2 separate regions of the Homo sapiens genome follow, and region 2 is linked to region 1. The links are chromatin contacts, found by Hi-C or POLR2A ChIA-PET in ENCODE. All regions are on one chromosome and are shown on one strand. The core of a region is the stretch at or near the end of the contact, and the rest is flanking DNA. Distances in the headings are between cores, read along the strand shown.

Region 1 (7,874 bases), core at 3,858-6,357:
AACTCCTGACCTCAGGTGATCCGTCTGCCTTGGCCTCCCAAAGTGCTGGGATTACAGGCATGAGCCACCACGCCCAACTAGAAAGCTCTTCTTTTTAATCAAGATGAAATCTGCTTCCCTGGAATTCTCTCCACTGCTGGTGCCTCTCAGGTTGCCCTTTGCCTAATCTCTCTTCTGTAAGTATTTGGAGACAGCTATCCTCCCCTAACTTCCTCTTCTCCAAGCTCCTCATTCCCTATTCCTTCAACCATTTTGTGGAGGGCATGGTTTCAATCCCTTTCACTATCCTGCTTATAGTTCAGTTTGTCATAGCCTCTTGGTTGAACACAGTCTCCAGGTCTGGGGAGAATCACCTCCTTTATGCTATGCTGTGTGTGCTCTTAACATAACTGCTATGGTTTGAATATCCCCACCTAAACTCATGTTGAAATTTGATTGCCAAATAAAAATATATATATATTTGATTGCCATTGTAACGATGTTGAGAGGCATGACCTTGAGGAGGTGATTAGGGCATGAAGGCTCTGCCCTCATGAATGGATTAATGCTGTTATTGCAGGAGTAGTTTGGTTATCATGGGAGTGAACTCCTGATAAAAAGGATAAGTTTGGCCCTGATCTCTCTGTGTCTTGTGTGCTCACTTCTGCCTTCTGCCCTTCCACCATGTTATGACACAGCAAGAAGGCCCTTACCAGATGTCAGTGCCATGCTCTTGGCCTTCCCAGCCAAGGTTTCAATCTTGAAACCATACCCTCTATTTGGCCATGAGCCAAATAAATCTCTTTTCTTTATAAATTACCCAGTCTGTGATATTCTGTTATAGCAACAGAAAATGAACAAAGATAATAACCACAGGTTGTTTTTGCATTTCTGGAAGCCATCTGATGTTGCTGATTTATTCTGAGCTCAATCAGCTAAAACCTTGGAATCTTTTGCCAAGTCCAATGCTATCTGTTGCTGTCCAATGCTATCTCCTACATCCTAGTTTTGTGCAGCATATTTTATGAACATAAGCACAGGATCTGACATTTATACCAGCTAAGTCTGGCCAACATGGTCCACTGCTACAGTCTCTCAATATCTTTTCGGTATAAATTATTTTCTTCCCTCTACACCTTTTCAGTGCCGCCTCAAAACTGCAACCTTTCCTCTAGCAAGGACCACATTAGACTTTGGTGCTATTTCTCTTTAGTATCATGACAGGAGACCCTGGGAAAGGACATTTGGTCAGCACTAGATTCTGTGAGGGTGAAGATCCTGGAAGCAGGGGATTCAGGGAAGGTATGGGCCTCAGGAGCAAAGGATTCTAGGAAGGTGTGAACTCTAAGAGCCAGGGGTTCAGGGAAGATATGGACTTCAGAAGCAAGGGATTCTAGGAAGGTGTGAACTCTAAGAGTTGGGGATTCTGGGAAGGTATGGGCCTCAGGAGCAAAGGATTCCAGAAAGGTGTGGAACTTGGCAGCTGGGGATTCTGGGAAGGTGGAGGCACTGGGAACAGGGGACTCTGGAAGGGTGTGGGCTTGGGGAGCAGTGTGTCTGGGGAGGTTTGGGCTCTGGGAGCAAGGCATTCTGGGACAGTGTGAACCCTGTGAGCTGGTGACTCTGGGAGAGCCCTGGCCATGGGCACTGGGAACTTACCTTCAGGATCACCCACTGCATGAGGCCCACGTGGTAGAGAACGGATATGACACAGCTGAAAAAGACAATGATGGGCAGAACCTGCCGGGAAGGAGATCATAGGACCGCAGGTTAGAGGCAGGCAGGATGCAGGGTGCCAGGCGGGGCCCAGGAGACCCCAGACAGCCCACTCCATCCCAGGCCTTGCCACTCAGATGCCTGACAGGATCCGGGAAGATGCTCTGAGATCAGTGCATGAAGTCCCAGGGTTCCACATGCAGGGCCTCTTTGGAGGCAGCCTTGTCCTCTCGGCTCCCCTCTAAATAGTGACCAGCCGCCAGACCACCCCCTCTCCTCAGCACAGGTAGGCCTGTGCTGTGGTAGGGTGGGGCCTGAGTGTACCACTTTTATCTCCTGCTTCTTTGTCTCTAAAAGGGGAGTAAAATGCCCACATCTGAGGGTCGTTGTGAAGGTGGCAGTGTGCACCCTTCTCCATGAGCTCAATCCTTGGCCTCAGACTCTGGCCTTAACCTCCCTCTCATGCTTTGGGCCTGAATGAGGGGACCCTCATCATTTTGGTGCTCCACTTCTGCTCAGCACCAACATGCTCAGAATTAGGCTTATCCCGGACCTGAGCCAGCATCTCCTCCCATCACCCCATTTCCTATTATTAGTACCAGGCTTAACACTCCTCTTCCTTCACTCCAAGCTCACCCATTCTCCCTTTAGAATTTCTCTCACACCCATTCCCTCTTTTCCAGGCCCATGGAAAAGGAGGTTGCTTTTCTGCACCCTAGTCTTTCTTTACTGTAGTCTGATGTTTAGTAACAAACTGGCAAAAAATGGAGAGGTCTTTTAGTGGAAGACTAGTTTCATCACCTAGGATACAGACATACCCTAGTGCACTAAAGGTCAGGAAACAAGAATGCAGAAGCTCTCTATGGGCAGCTGTGGACTGATTTCCAAGATATGTTGTTAAATGAAAAAAGAGAAGGTGTACCACAAGAGTGTATGCTATGCTGTTATGTGGGTTTAAGAAGGGGGTGGGGGGTAGCCATGCATGATGGCACATGTCTATAGTCCCAGCTACTCAGGAGGCTGAGGCAAGAGGATTGCTTGAGCCCAGGAGTTCAAGGCCAGGCTGGGCAACATCGTAAGGTCCCCTACCTCTCCAAAAGCATGTGTGTGAGGGGCGTTGTGTGTGATCTTGTATAGGCACAGGAATCATTAGAAGGATGTGCAAGAGGCCAGCAACAGCAGGTGCCTTGGGGAGGGAACTGAGTGCCTTGGGGGCCAGGGATGAAAGGAAGTTTTCTTTTTTACCTTATACCCTTTTGTGTTGGAATGTTTGCTCTATTCTGTGTCCTGTGTTCCCAACAGTTTAAAATAGTCATGTAGAACTGGTAATAGCATGGGAGCAGTCTTATGCTACAATGTTAAATGGGAAAATTGGAATATTAAAATTATAGAAAGAAGCACTCCCAAATAGCCAAAGGATTTGTTTCTATGTGCTGGGGCTATGGAAATGTTGTTTTCTTTTTTCTTTATTTCTGAATTTCTCATCTGTTCCTACCTTTTTTATTTATTTTTTTTTTTTTGAGACAGAATCTCACTCTGTTGCCCAGGCTGGAGTACAGTGGTACGATCTCGGCTCACTACAGCCTCCGCCTCCTGGGTTCAAGTGATTCTCCTGCCTCAGCCTCCCAAGTAGCTGGGATTACAGGCGCTTGCTGCCACACCCAGCTAATTTTTGTATTTTTAGTAGAGACAAGGTTTCACCATGTTGGCCAGGCTGGTCTCGAGCTCCTGACCTCAAGTGATCTGCCCACCCCATTCTCCCAAAGTGCTGAGATTACAGGCGTGAGCCACTGTGCCCAGTTGTTCCTAGAATTTTCAATAATAGGTGGACATTTCTCAAGGGAAGGAGCATAGGCAGGAGAGGTTTGTGGGAAGATCAGTTTGGCTTTGAACTTTGAATTTGAGATGCCTGTGGAATACCAAGTGGGCAGCTGGATAAAAGGGTTAGGGACATCTGGGCCAGGCTTTGGCTTGGGGCTCTTTCATAAGAAGTACAGGTTGGCCCAGCATGGTGGTTCATGCCTGTAATCCCAGCACTTTGGGAGGCCGAGGCAGGAGGATTGCTTGAGCTCAGGAGTTTGAGACCAGCCTAGGAAACAAAGCAAGGCCCCCATCTCTACATAAACAAATTTTTTTTTAACAGCTATGTATGGTGGCACACACATGTGGTTCCAACTGCTCTGGAGGCTGAAGTGGGAGGATTACTGGATTCCAGGAGTTCGAGGCTGCAGTAAGTCATGATCATGCCACTGCACTACAGCCCAGACAACAGAGTAAGACCCCATGTTTGAAAAAAAAAAAAAAAAAGTAATCCCAGCACTTTGGGAGGCCGAGGCAGGTGGATCATTTGAGGTCAGGAGTTCGAGACCAGCCTGGCCAACATGGTGAAACCCCATCTCTACTAAAAATAGAAAAAAATAAGCCAGGGGTAGTGGCGGGTGCCTGTAATCCCAGCTACTCGGAAGGCTGAGGCATGAGAATCGCTTGAACCCGGGAGGCAGAGGTTGCAGTGAGCCGAGATCATCCGACTGCACTCCAGCCTGGGGTGACAGAGTGAGACCCTGTCTAAAATAATAATAATAATAAGAAGAAGAACAACAACAACAACAACAACAACAGGTTGAGGTGGCTGGTGGATGCAATTCACTGCAGAAATAGCCCTGAGTGAGAAGAACAGGAGCTAAGGACAGGGCCCTGTGGTCAGTGTGTCATTAAAGGGTGAGAGGGGAAGGAGGAGCCTGTGAAGGAGACAAAGAAATAGCCAAGGGCTGGAGGACGGCCAGAAGAGAGGCAGGATGGAAACCGAGGGGCAGCTTTTCAAGAAGGGATAGTCACTAGCACTGTGTCAGGGGCATCAGAGAACTCTGGAACGGTAAGGACTGAGCCAGACCCCTGGGACTTAGCAACTTGGAGGCACCCATGATCTAGGTGAGAGCAGTGTCAGAGGAAGCGTGGGGACTGAGGCTGATGTCAGTGAGCCAAGGTGGAAGTGAGACATGAAGAAGGGGAGACCACAAGAATGGACAGCCCTTGCAAGAAGCAGCACTGTGCTCACTGCCGGAGACTGGTGAGGGCCCGGCAAGGGCTGCTTTTATTTTTTAAGGAGGGAGAGTCTTGAGCAACCAAATTTAGGCTCTAGTTCAAAGTGAACTGGGATTACAGAATGGACCCTGAAGAGAATGGAGATTCTGCCCGGGCAGCTGGGAGGCAAGCCCTGCTGAGGCCTTTTCTTTCTCCTGTCCCTTCCCAGACCAATGCTGCAGGTTGTATCTGGACTTGCTCTGCTGTCATCTGTCACCAACTTCCCTGTGGTGGGGAAGTCACCCGACAGAGAACACCAGAACTGTGCCCCGTGACTCCTCCTCCCGCCTGGGGCTAGAAACACCTCCAGCACGGGTAGGATGACATCATCCCACACTCCTGGGACTGAGATGCAGAGAGAGTCACGTACTGTCTAGACTGCTTGTCCAGTGGATCCTGAGAGGGACTGCAGGGCAGCTAGCAGGCCTGCAGGGATGGGCCCACGCCAGGAAGGAGAGTGCCCGGGGCATCAGGACCCCACTGCAGCATTGGGACTTTCTCCTGCCAGCAATCAAAAGATTTTCTATCTGTGAGACGGAGAATGGTAGAAGAGAAGCTATGTTTTGGATTAAGTGGGGCCTGTCTAGGGAGGGGAGGGGAATGAAAGAGAAAAGAGGTGGCCCCAATTTTCTAAGGTAGGATAGAATATTAAATAAGGTCCCTGTGGCCAATATCATCTTACAGCCCAGGAAACACCTCTGGGGCCTGCAGGATGTGAGGTGGCAGAACAGGGCAGCAGCTCGAGGCAGTGCTGCTGTGGAAAGGGGAGGCAAGTGCCATTAAATTCCACTGTGTGCCAACCACGAGGGCTTGTCCTGGGCCAGGTCCCTAATATGTGGGGACTCATGAATCCTCATAGCATCTGTGGTGGATGTAACTGTCGCCACTTCACAAATGGGCACACGGAGGCTGTGAGATCTTGGCTACCCACCCGAGGTCACACACCTGCAAAGAGGCAGATGCATTTCCCAGCCACCATGCAGATTGCCAAGGTCCTGCCATGCCCCTTGGGAGGTTTGCCCTGGGAACAGTCCTGGAGGCTTGTTTCTCTGCCTTCAGGGGCAGCATGCATCCCTGCTGGAAACTGAATGTCTGTGTCCCCCTAAATTCATATATTGAAACCAAATTCCCTAGGTGATGGTATTAGGAGGTGGAGCCTTTGGGGGTGATTAGGTTATGAGGGTGGAGCCCTCATGAATGGGATTAGTGCCGTTGTAAAAGAGGCACAGTGGCTCACGCCTGTAATCCCAGCATTTTGGGAGGCTGAGGCCAGAGGATCCCTTGAGTTCAGGAGTTCAAGACCAGCCTCGGCAATATAGTGAGACCCTGTATCTACCAAAATTCAAAAAAATTAGCTGGGCATGGTGGCATGTGCCTGCAGTCCCAGCTATTCTGGAGGCTGAGGCAGGAGGATCACTTGAGCCAAGGAGATGGAGGCTGCAGTGAGCAGTGATCACACTACTGCACTCCAGCCTGGGCAACAGAGTGAGATCCTGTCTCAAAAAAATAAAAATAAAAAATAAAAGAGGCTCCAGAGAGCTCCCTCACCTCTTTTACCATGTGAGGACACAGACGACCAAGTAGGCAGAGAGCAAAGTGGGCCTCAACAGAATTCAACCTTGCAGGGACACTGATCTCAGACTTCCAGCCTCTAGAAGTGTGAGAAATAAATTTCTGTTGCTTGTAACCACCCAGTTTATGGCCTCCTGGATGGACTAAGGCAGTCCCCTTCAAGGAAGAGCCAAGTAAGTCCTGACCACTGCCTTGTAGAAATGGCTTTGGAGGCTGGTCCTGCTAGTACCATAACTCAAGGAAGAAGGAAATTCTAGCTCTTCTAGGCCAGTGGTTCTCAGCACGTGGACCAGCAGCATCCTTTGAGAATTTGCTAAAAATATTTTGGATTTAATAGGTCTACAGTGGGGCCTGATGTTTGGCCTTTCCAGATGCTGCTGGTGCAGCTGACCTGGACACCACACTCTGACAACCACAGCCCTGGAGACTAGATTAGACGCTCTGAGCAAACTTCATCACCTGGGCCAAGAAACAGGCTTTGAAGGCCAGATAAACCCCACTAAGGACATGGCCTGCCCCCTCCTCTCCCTGGAGGAAGCTGAGCCAGGGCTCCTGCTGACTTTCTAAGGCTGTCTGGGCAAACCCTCATGTCTCCAGACCCCAAGGCTTGAGCACTGTCGACAGTGCCCTGTCACCAGCCCCAGGCCACAGTGAGCCACTAAAACCCAAAGCTGGAAGATGCTCGGGGCAGCAGCTGTGGTGCACACTGTACCAGTACCACCGCCAGAAAGTGGAAGGGACTCATCTCCAAGTCCAGAGTAGCTGCATTTCTGGCTGTAACCTAGCTACGCCTCCTGATTTCCTGTTTGTGCCATCCCTTTGCCCAGAATGGCCTCAGCATTTTGCCCCTCATTCCCATTTCTGCCTGGATCCTGGGTTTTCAACAAGATGCCTCCTGCCTCGGCTGTCCCATCTCCCTTCTTTCAGCCATCCCACCCCAGGCTTCATTTACTTCCCATTCCCTTCACCGAAAACCATGCTCACTAAGGTTACCAGTTACCCCTTAACTACCAAATCCAATGATACCTTTTGGTCCTTATTTGATCTGTGTGTGTGTGTGTGTGTGTGTGTGTGTGTGTGTGTGTGTGCGCGCGCGCAAAATTTGGCACTGTTGACCACTGGGGACTGCAGAGTCTATATCAGACATCCCGAAACTCTCAGGAGATGAAGACATTTTCCTTGACCCTAGGGGTTCCTCCAGAGAAAATCTGAGCAGCACTGCTAAGCTTAGCAGTGGGTGCTTGTTCCAGAGGCTAGAACAATAGTGAAAGAATGAGAGTCTGCTCCCGGGTCAGCCAGACCCAGGGGAGTATGATCATGCGGGTGGAAAGTTACTAGAAGGGAGACAGAGCCAAGGTGGAATGACTAATCCAGCTGATACAGCCAAGGGGTGACTGCCACGTCCACTGTGCTGGACTCCAGGTCCAGGGCAAGCTGAGGGCTGAAGAAGCCCTAGGGAGAGACTTTACTTCCCCCCAGAAGAGAGCAGCTGGACCATGGCCCAGCAGGAAGCAGCTTGGATTCTG
Region 2 (7,874 bases), core at 2,766-5,265, 69 kb after region 1:
CATTTTCTTCAAGGCACTGATTTAGCAGCATCCAACATTTTGGTATGTTGTATTTTCACTTTCATTCAATTTAAAATGTTTTCTAATTGGCCTTAGGACTTCTTCCTTGGCCCATAAAAGTATGTTCTTTAATTTAAAAGTGTTTAGAAATTTTTCTATTATCTTTCTGTCATTGATTTCTAGTTTAATTTCATTTTGGTCAGAGTACATACTTTGTATTATTTCAATTACTTCACATTTGTTAAGATTTATATTATGGTCCAGGATATAATCTATTTTGGTGAATATTTTATATGCACTTGAAAAGAATGAGTATTCTGTTGTTACACAGAGTATTCTATATATGTCTATTAGATAGTTGGTTGCTGGTGCTGTTCAGTTCTTTTATATCCTTACTGATTTTCTGTCTACTAGTTCTATTGATTACTGAGAGAGAGGAGTGTTAAAGTCTCCAACTATAATTATTGTTTTCTGTATATTTCTACTTTCAGTTCTGTCAGGTTTTGCTTCATGTATTTTGAAGGTATGTTGTTAGGTGCATACACATTTTTTATTGTTATGTCTTCTTGAATTGACCCTTTTATCACTAGATAGTTCACTATTTTTCTCTTAGTAATTTTTTTTTTTTGAGACAGAGTTTTACTCTTGTTGCCCAGGCTGGAGTGCAATGGCGTGATCTCGACTCAACGCAACCTCCACCTCCCGGGTTCAAGTGATTCTCCTGCTTCAGCCTCCCAAGTAGCTGGGATTACAGGCATGCACCACCATGCCTGGCTAATTTTTGTATTTTTAGTAGAGATGGGTTTTCTCCATGTTGGTCAGGCTGGTCTCGAACTCCCGACCTCAGGTGATCTGCCTGCCTTGTCCTCCCAAAGTGCTGGGATTACAGGTGTGAGCCACTGCACCCAGCCAGTAATTTTCTTTCCTCAGAAATCTACTCTGTCTGATATTAATATTGCCATTCCAGCTTTCATCTGATTAGTGTTTGCATGGTATATATTTTTCTATTATTTTACTTGTAACTGACCTATATCACTATATTTGAAATGGATTTCTTATTGACAGCATCAAGTTGGGAAAGTTTTTCTGGTCCTGTCTCACAATCTGTCATTTAATTGATATGCTCAGACCATTTATAGTTAATATAATTATTTATAGGTTTAGATTTTACTCAATAATTTTACTATTTGTTTTCTATTTGTTTCCTGTTTTTCCTTCCTGTGTTTCCCTATTCTTGCCTCCTTTTAGATTAGAACATCTTTTAGTATTCCACTTTAACTTACGTAGTGTGATTTTTACTATATCTCTTTGTATAGTATTTCTGTTGTTGCTCTAGGGCTTACAATATACATACTTAACTCTCCACAGTCTACTTAGAGTCAATATTTTACCACTTCAAGTGCCATACAGTAATCTCACCATCATATAGGTCTCTTTACCCTATGCCCCTTTATGTTGTATTTGTCTTATATATTATATTTGCATACATTAAAAAAACTCCAGCAATGTAATTTTTTTTTTTTACTTTTTACCTTCAAACATATTTTAAAGAAATCAAGATGAAATAATCTATTATATTTACCAGGATATTTACCATTTCCATTGCCCTTCTTTCATTCTTGATGTTTCAAGTTTCCTTCTGGTATTATTTCCTTTCTCTATGAAAAATTTACTTTAGCAATTCTTTTTCTTTTTATTTTTTTTTTTTTGAGATCAAGTCTGGCTTTGTCACCCAGGCTGGAGTACAGTGGTGCAATCTCAGTTCACCACAACCTCTGCCTCCTAGGTTCAAGTGATTCTCTTGCCTCAGCCTCCCCAGTAGCTGGGATTACAGGTGCCCCCCACCACCCCTGGCTAATTTTTTTTGTATTTTTAGTAGAGACAAGGTTTCACCATGTTGGTCAGGCTGGTCTCGAACTCATGACCTCAGGTGATCCACCTGCCTCAGCCTCCCACAGTGCTGGGATTACAGGCGTGAGCCACAGCTCCCAGCCTAGCAATTCTTCTAGAACAGGTCTGCTGACAATGTAGTGTCTTGTTTTTTCCATTATCTGAGAATGTCTTTATTTCACTTTCAATACTTAAAGATATTTTTGCTAAATGTAGAATTATAGGTTGAAAGTTCTTTTTTTTAGCATTAAAAAAAAATGTTGTTCCACTTCCTTTTGGCCTCCATTGTTTCTGATGAGAAATCTATAGTCATTCAAATCATTGCTTCCCTATAAATAATGTATTATGTTTCTCTGGCTACTTCCAAGAGTTTTTCATTGTCTTTACTTTCCAACAGTTTGGCTATGAGGTTTCTGGATGTGGAATTCTATGGGCTTTTCCTGTTTAGGGTTTGCTGAACTTCTTGACTTTTGCCAAATTTTGAAAGTTTTCAGCCATTATTCCTTCAGATATTTTTTTCTGCATCACTGTCTTTCTCTTTCTCCTTCTGATTATCCAGTGACACAAATGTTAGACTTTTTGATACAGCACTCCAAGTCTCTGAGGCTCTGTTCATTGATTTTTCTGATTCCTCTCTCTCTCTCTCTCTCTCTCTCTCTCTCTCTCTCTCTCCCCGTTTCTCCCTCCCTTCCTCTCTCTCTGTGCGTGTATGGGCGTATGTGTTCAGATTGAATAATTTCTATTGCTTTAACTTCAAGTTCACTGTCTTCTCCCTGTCACCTATCACTCTGTTGTTGGGCTCAACCAGTAAGTCTTTTTATTCAGTTATTGTAAATTTCAATTCTAAAATTGATATTTGGGGCTGAGGTGAGTGGATCACCTGAGGTCAGGAGTTCAAGACCAGGCTGGCCAACACAGTGAAACCCCTGTACTAAAAATACAAAATTAGCCAAGTGTAGCGGCACACGTCTGTAATCCCAGCTACTCCCTCAGGAGGCTGAGGCAGGAGAATCTCTTGAACCCAGGAGGTGAAGGTTGCAGTGAACCGAGATCATGCCACTGCAGCGTGCCAGGCAATCCAGCCTGGGCAACAAGTGCAAAACTCTGTCTCAAAAAAATAAAAAATAAAAAATGAATAAAATTGATATTTGGTTCTTCATATCTTTTACCTCTTTTTGTTTGTTTGTTTGTTTGTTTTGAGACAGGGTCTCCCTTTGTCCAGGCTGGAGTTCAGTGGCGTGATCTCAGCTCACTGCACCCTCAACATCCTGGGTTCAAGTGTTCTTCCCACCTCAGCCCTGCAAATAGCTCAGACTACAGACACACACCACTATGCCCAGCTAACTTTTTTGTATTTTTTGTAAAGACAGGGTTTTGCCATGTTCCCCAGCCTAGTCTTTTACCTCTTTGCTGAGACTTTCTATCTTTCCATTTGTTTCCAGAGTATTCACCCTTACTTGCCACATTTTTATAGTAAAGTCAGATGATTTTAAAGTCAGATGATTCTAACATCTGTGTCACTGTGGCATTGGCACTCTTTGATTGTCTTTCCATGCAAGTGGAGATTTTCATGATTTTTCATATGCCATGTAACTTTTATTGTATTTGGACATTTTAAATATTACAAGACTCTGATTCTTGTTTAAATCTTATGGAGAGTATTAACATCTTTGTCTTGGAAGGCAATCTACCTAGTTGTGTTCAGGCTACAAATTCCATTCAGGCCTCTGAGGTTATAGTTTCAATCTCGGTTCCATTTTCCAAGCATTTCCAATGCTGTTTGGGGTTTTTTTATTGTTGTTGTTTTATTTTTGAGACGAAGCTTTACTCTGTCACCCAGGCTGGAGTGCAATGGCATGATCTCAGCTCACTGCAACCTCTGCCTCCCAGGTTCCCGGGTTCAAGCAATTCTCCCACCTCAGCCTCCCGAGTAGGTGGGACTACAGGCATGTGCCACTATGCCTGGCTAATTTTTTCTATTTTTAGTAGAGAAAGTGTTTCACTATTTTGGCCACGCTGGTCTCGAACTCCTGACCTCAAGTGATCTGCCTGCTTCGGCTTCCCAAAGTGCTGGGATTACAGGCATGAGCCACCACACCCGGCCTGCAGTGCTATTTGGATCTGCCCTGTGTGTGTGCCACCCAGTGGCCAGTGTGGGACTTACATGATGGTTCATTAGTGTTTTTATTCTCGAAGTTTTTTATTCTCCCAAGTATTTCATTCTCAAAGTTTTTTATATGCTCTTCAGAATCAGATCCATGCAGGAACAATCTGGGGATGAGCCCAGAAATTTATAAAGAGTTTATAAACCCAGAGGTCATTAATGATTCTCAGAGGTCATTTTCCCAAGCTTTTCCCTTTCCACGGTTTCCCCCATAGGGCCCCCTTTTTCAGTCTTCTGGCCAAATAGCTGGAGCTTCCTTTACCCCTCTCTGCCACATTGTTTCACACATGAGCCTGTGATCTGGACCAAGGAAGAGACCCAGGAGAAAAAAAAAGGAACAGGGACTTGTCCCACTCTTAGGATCACAGCTCCTCTGAATAGAGGGGAAGATTCTCTTCTCTCAAAGTTTTAGGCACCTGTGGCCTCTGTTGCTACCACTGTCACTGCCAAGAAATCTCTTTTCCATTCCTGAAGGCTGATCTAGAGGGCTTCTGGAACTCTCTCTGCCCAAGTTAATGTTTACATCTGGGTTTCAAACAGCATTAAGACCAGGCCAGGAAATGCCAGAAGGGAAAAAAAAAAAAAGTAAACACCGTAGGTTCAGTGGTACTTTGAGTTCTGGTCTTCATCCCCAATCTGTCTGCGACTATTTGCTTTTCAAAGTTGTCAAGTAGGTGTATTATACATTTTGCCTAAATTTTAGGCTGCATTCAGTGGGAGATACAGAATCAAGTGTATTTACTCCATCTTATCCAGAAATAAAACTGCCATAACCAGAATAAATAATATTAGTTATTGTATTTTTCAGCTCTGGAATTCTAGTTGGTTCATTTTCAAGTCTTTTCCACCTTTTTTTTTTTGAGACGGAGTCTCGCTCTGTTGCCCAGGCTGGAGCGCGGTGGCGTGATCCTAGCTCACTGCAACCTCCACCTCTCGGGTTCAAGCGATTCTCCTGCCTCAGCCTACTGAGTAGCTGGGATTACAGATGTGCATCACCACACCCAGCTAAGTTTTGTATTTTTAGTAGAGATGGGGTTTCACCATGTTGGCCAGGCTAGTCTCGAACTCCTGACCTCAGGTGATCCATCTGCCTCAGCCTCCCAAAGTGCTGGGATTACAGGCGTGAACCACTGCGCTCGGCCTTTTCCACTTTTTATAGTTTCTAGGTATTTGGTGAAATTTGCAATCTTGTCTTCTTATCTCCTTCGATATATGAAGGAGGTAAACTAATTTTAATTTTATAATTCATGTCTAATAATTCCAAAAGTTGGAAACCTGTGGGCCAATTTCTTTCTTTTCTTTTGTTTTTTGAGACAGAATCTCACTCTGTCACCGAGGCTGGAGTGCAGTAGCACAATCTCAGTTCACTGCAACCTCTGCTTCCCAGGTTTAAGTGATTCTCGTGCCTCAGCCTCCCAAGTAGTTGAAATTACAGGCATGCACCACCACACCTGGCTAATTTTTGTTTTTTGTTTTTTTGGGTTTTTTTGAGATGGAGCCTCACTCTGTCACCCAGGCTGGAGTGCAGTGGTGCAATCTCAGCTCACCACAACCTCCGCCTCCCAGGTTCAAGCAATTATCTGCCTCAGCCTCCCGAATAGCTGGGATTACAGGCATCCGCCACCACGCCCAGGTAATTTTTGTATTGTTAGTAGAGACAGGGTTTCACCATCTTGGCCACGCTGGTCTTGAACTCCTGAGCTTGTTATCCACCCACCTTAGCTTCCCAAAGTGCTGGGATTACAGGCATGAGCCACCATGCCTGGCCTAATTCTTATATTTTTAGTAGAGACAGGGTTTCACCACATTGGCCAGGCTGGTCTTGAACTCCTGGCTTCAAGTGATCTGCCCACCTCAGCCTCCTAAAGTACTGCGATTACAAGCGTGAGCCACTGTGCCCGGCAACCTGTGGGCCAATTTCTATCTTCTGTGGACTTATCTTCATTTCATGCTGAATATTATATTTGAAATACTTTTTAAAAATAATTTCAGGCTTAAGATGATGCTGTCATCCTCCAGATATGATTTTTGTTTGCTTCTGCCAGGTGCCTGAGGGCACTAGGTATCTTGAACCACCTAATTCTAATTTCAGGGATTGAGATATTTCTTAGTTATCCATGTAACTTGGAGCTCGTCAGTAACTCAATACCGTGAGACTAATTTACTTGATTCCCCTTTCTCCTAGGGTACAAACCTTCAGAGTCCCAACCCAAAACCCAGGGGGCTTACAAGGGCTCCCACTCTTGAGACCATGGGCTCTAATTTTTGTCTCCTTAGTCTCATGAGACTATCTAAACTATTGCTCACTGCAACCTCCACCTCCCAGGTTCTAGCAATTCTCCTGCCTCAGCCACCCAAGTGGTCAGAATTACAGGCACGTGCCACCACACCCGGCTAATTTTTTGTATTTTTAGTAAAGATGGGGTTTCACCATGTTGGCCAAGCTGGTCTCAAACTCCTAACCTCAAGTGAGCCACCTGCTTCGGCCTTCCAAAGTGCTGGGATTACAGGCATGAGCCACTGTACCCAGCCTAACCATGAGGTTTTTGTTGGAGCAGTGGAACCAACACAGACAACTTCTCAGGTACCACACTGCCTGAGCCCCTCCTCCTACCTTTGGGAGGCAAGGAAGAGGGGGCTGGTACTTCCTCCTCTGGCCCTACCAGGAGGATGCCACCATCTGGTATTGGGTTCCTCACCATTTAGGCAGAGAAGCCAGATTTGCACACTCACTTGGCCACCAGCCTGGTCCCTTCCTAAATGAGCTATGAGGGCCTATGAGAGCCATCTCTTCCAAAAGTCCCTGCTGTCCAGCCTGTGGGCTGTCAGGCATGTGCAGCAGCCCCACAAAGCCTTCCCCGGGCCACTGTGAACTTACCATTCCAGTGGCCAAAACTACAGGAGACCAGGCATGAGGGGGACAAGAGTCAGGAACAGGTTCCAGAAAGTCTGGTTTTAGGTCCTTGAGGTTTGTTCCACTCCAAAGCCCTCTGAACTACTGTTCCTACAGTCTAACCTTAGCACCCATGAAATAAAACCATTTCCCATGGTCACCCTTAAAACTAGTCTTTCCCTCCTTCCCACCATGAAAGTTCTCTCCATGGGAAAGCCCCTCCTGTTCTCCACAAAGCATCCTTTCCCCTTTGCCCTCTGCCAGGTGCTGTATCAGCTTGTCCCTCATGTGCTTCCCTTCACTGCTCCGAGAAACCACCTGTCCTCTGTCCCTACCCCTGGGAAACACTGCTTTCCTCCTGTTCCCCCATGAAGCCATTCCCGATCTATAACTGCTTCCTCTATCCTAAGAAACAGTCTCATCTTAGTTCTCACCAAAACCAGAGGATGTCTCCACTTAAGGTTATCAGATTTAGCAAAAAGAAATACTGGGCTGGGCACGGCGGCTCACGCCTGTAATCCCAACATTTTGGGAGGCTGAGGTGGACAGATCACTTGAGGTCAAGAGTTCAAGATCAGCCTGGTCAACACAGCAAAACCCTGTCTCTACTAAAAATACAAAAATTAGCTGAGCATGGTGCCTCACACCTGTAATTCCAACTACTTTGGAGGCTGAGACACAAGAACTGCTTGAACCCGGGAGCCGGAGGCTGCAGTGAGCTGAGATCGCACCACTGTACTGCACTCCAGCCTGGGCAACTCCATCTCAAAAAACAAACAAACAAATAAACAAACCAAAGAAAGAAAGAAATACCGACACCCAGTTAAATTGGGACTTCAAATAAATAACCAGTATTTGTCTCAGTGTAAATATGTTCTATCTATTTTATCCACCCCAGCCCCACTCTTGAAATACTTTTCCTTCTGC

The links. Hi-C counts contacts between places; a loop is a spot of excess contacts on that map. ChIA-PET counts read pairs that join two places held with the same protein, here RNA polymerase II (POLR2A). Pooled maps may share reads with other maps.
Region 2: a map of heart left ventricle shows a loop between it and region 1 (3-fold over the local background). The contact joins two enhancer-like sites. A Hi-C loop is called at or near these places in 55 of 168 maps with a recorded cell type or tissue (B cell, CD4-positive, alpha-beta memory T cell, CD8-positive, alpha-beta T cell and 34 more), 36 of 37 single-sample maps with no recorded cell type and 40 of 50 pooled maps. POLR2A ChIA-PET finds 5 or more read pairs at or near these places in 7 of 52 experiments (BJ, CD4-positive, alpha-beta T cell, GM12878 and 4 more).

The regions. Positions count from the first base shown.
Region 1 is chr15:84,912,369-84,920,242 of GRCh38, reverse strand. SLC28A1 (solute carrier family 28 member 1) reads right to left here. Exons shown (of 19, transcript NM_004213.5): 10 at 1,639-1,719. Among named protein-coding and RNA genes, the nearest start is that of SLC28A1, 32 kb to the right of the region's middle. RefSeq lists an enhancer at 4,726-4,925. Within about 2 kb of position 5,107, at least 21 of the 41 ENCODE cell types and tissues checked have a DNase peak (open chromatin) inside an H3K27ac peak, as active enhancers do; they include ascending aorta, gastrocnemius medialis, heart left ventricle and 4 more, where a contact is called at or near this core.
Region 2 is chr15:84,841,897-84,849,770 of GRCh38, reverse strand. The region is part of intron 5 of ALPK3 (alpha kinase 3); the gene reads right to left. Among named protein-coding and RNA genes, the nearest start is that of ALPK3, 28 kb to the right of the region's middle. Within about 2 kb of position 4,015, at least 10 of the 41 ENCODE cell types and tissues checked have a DNase peak (open chromatin) inside an H3K27ac peak, as active enhancers do; they include ascending aorta, gastrocnemius medialis, heart left ventricle and 4 more, where a contact is called at or near this core.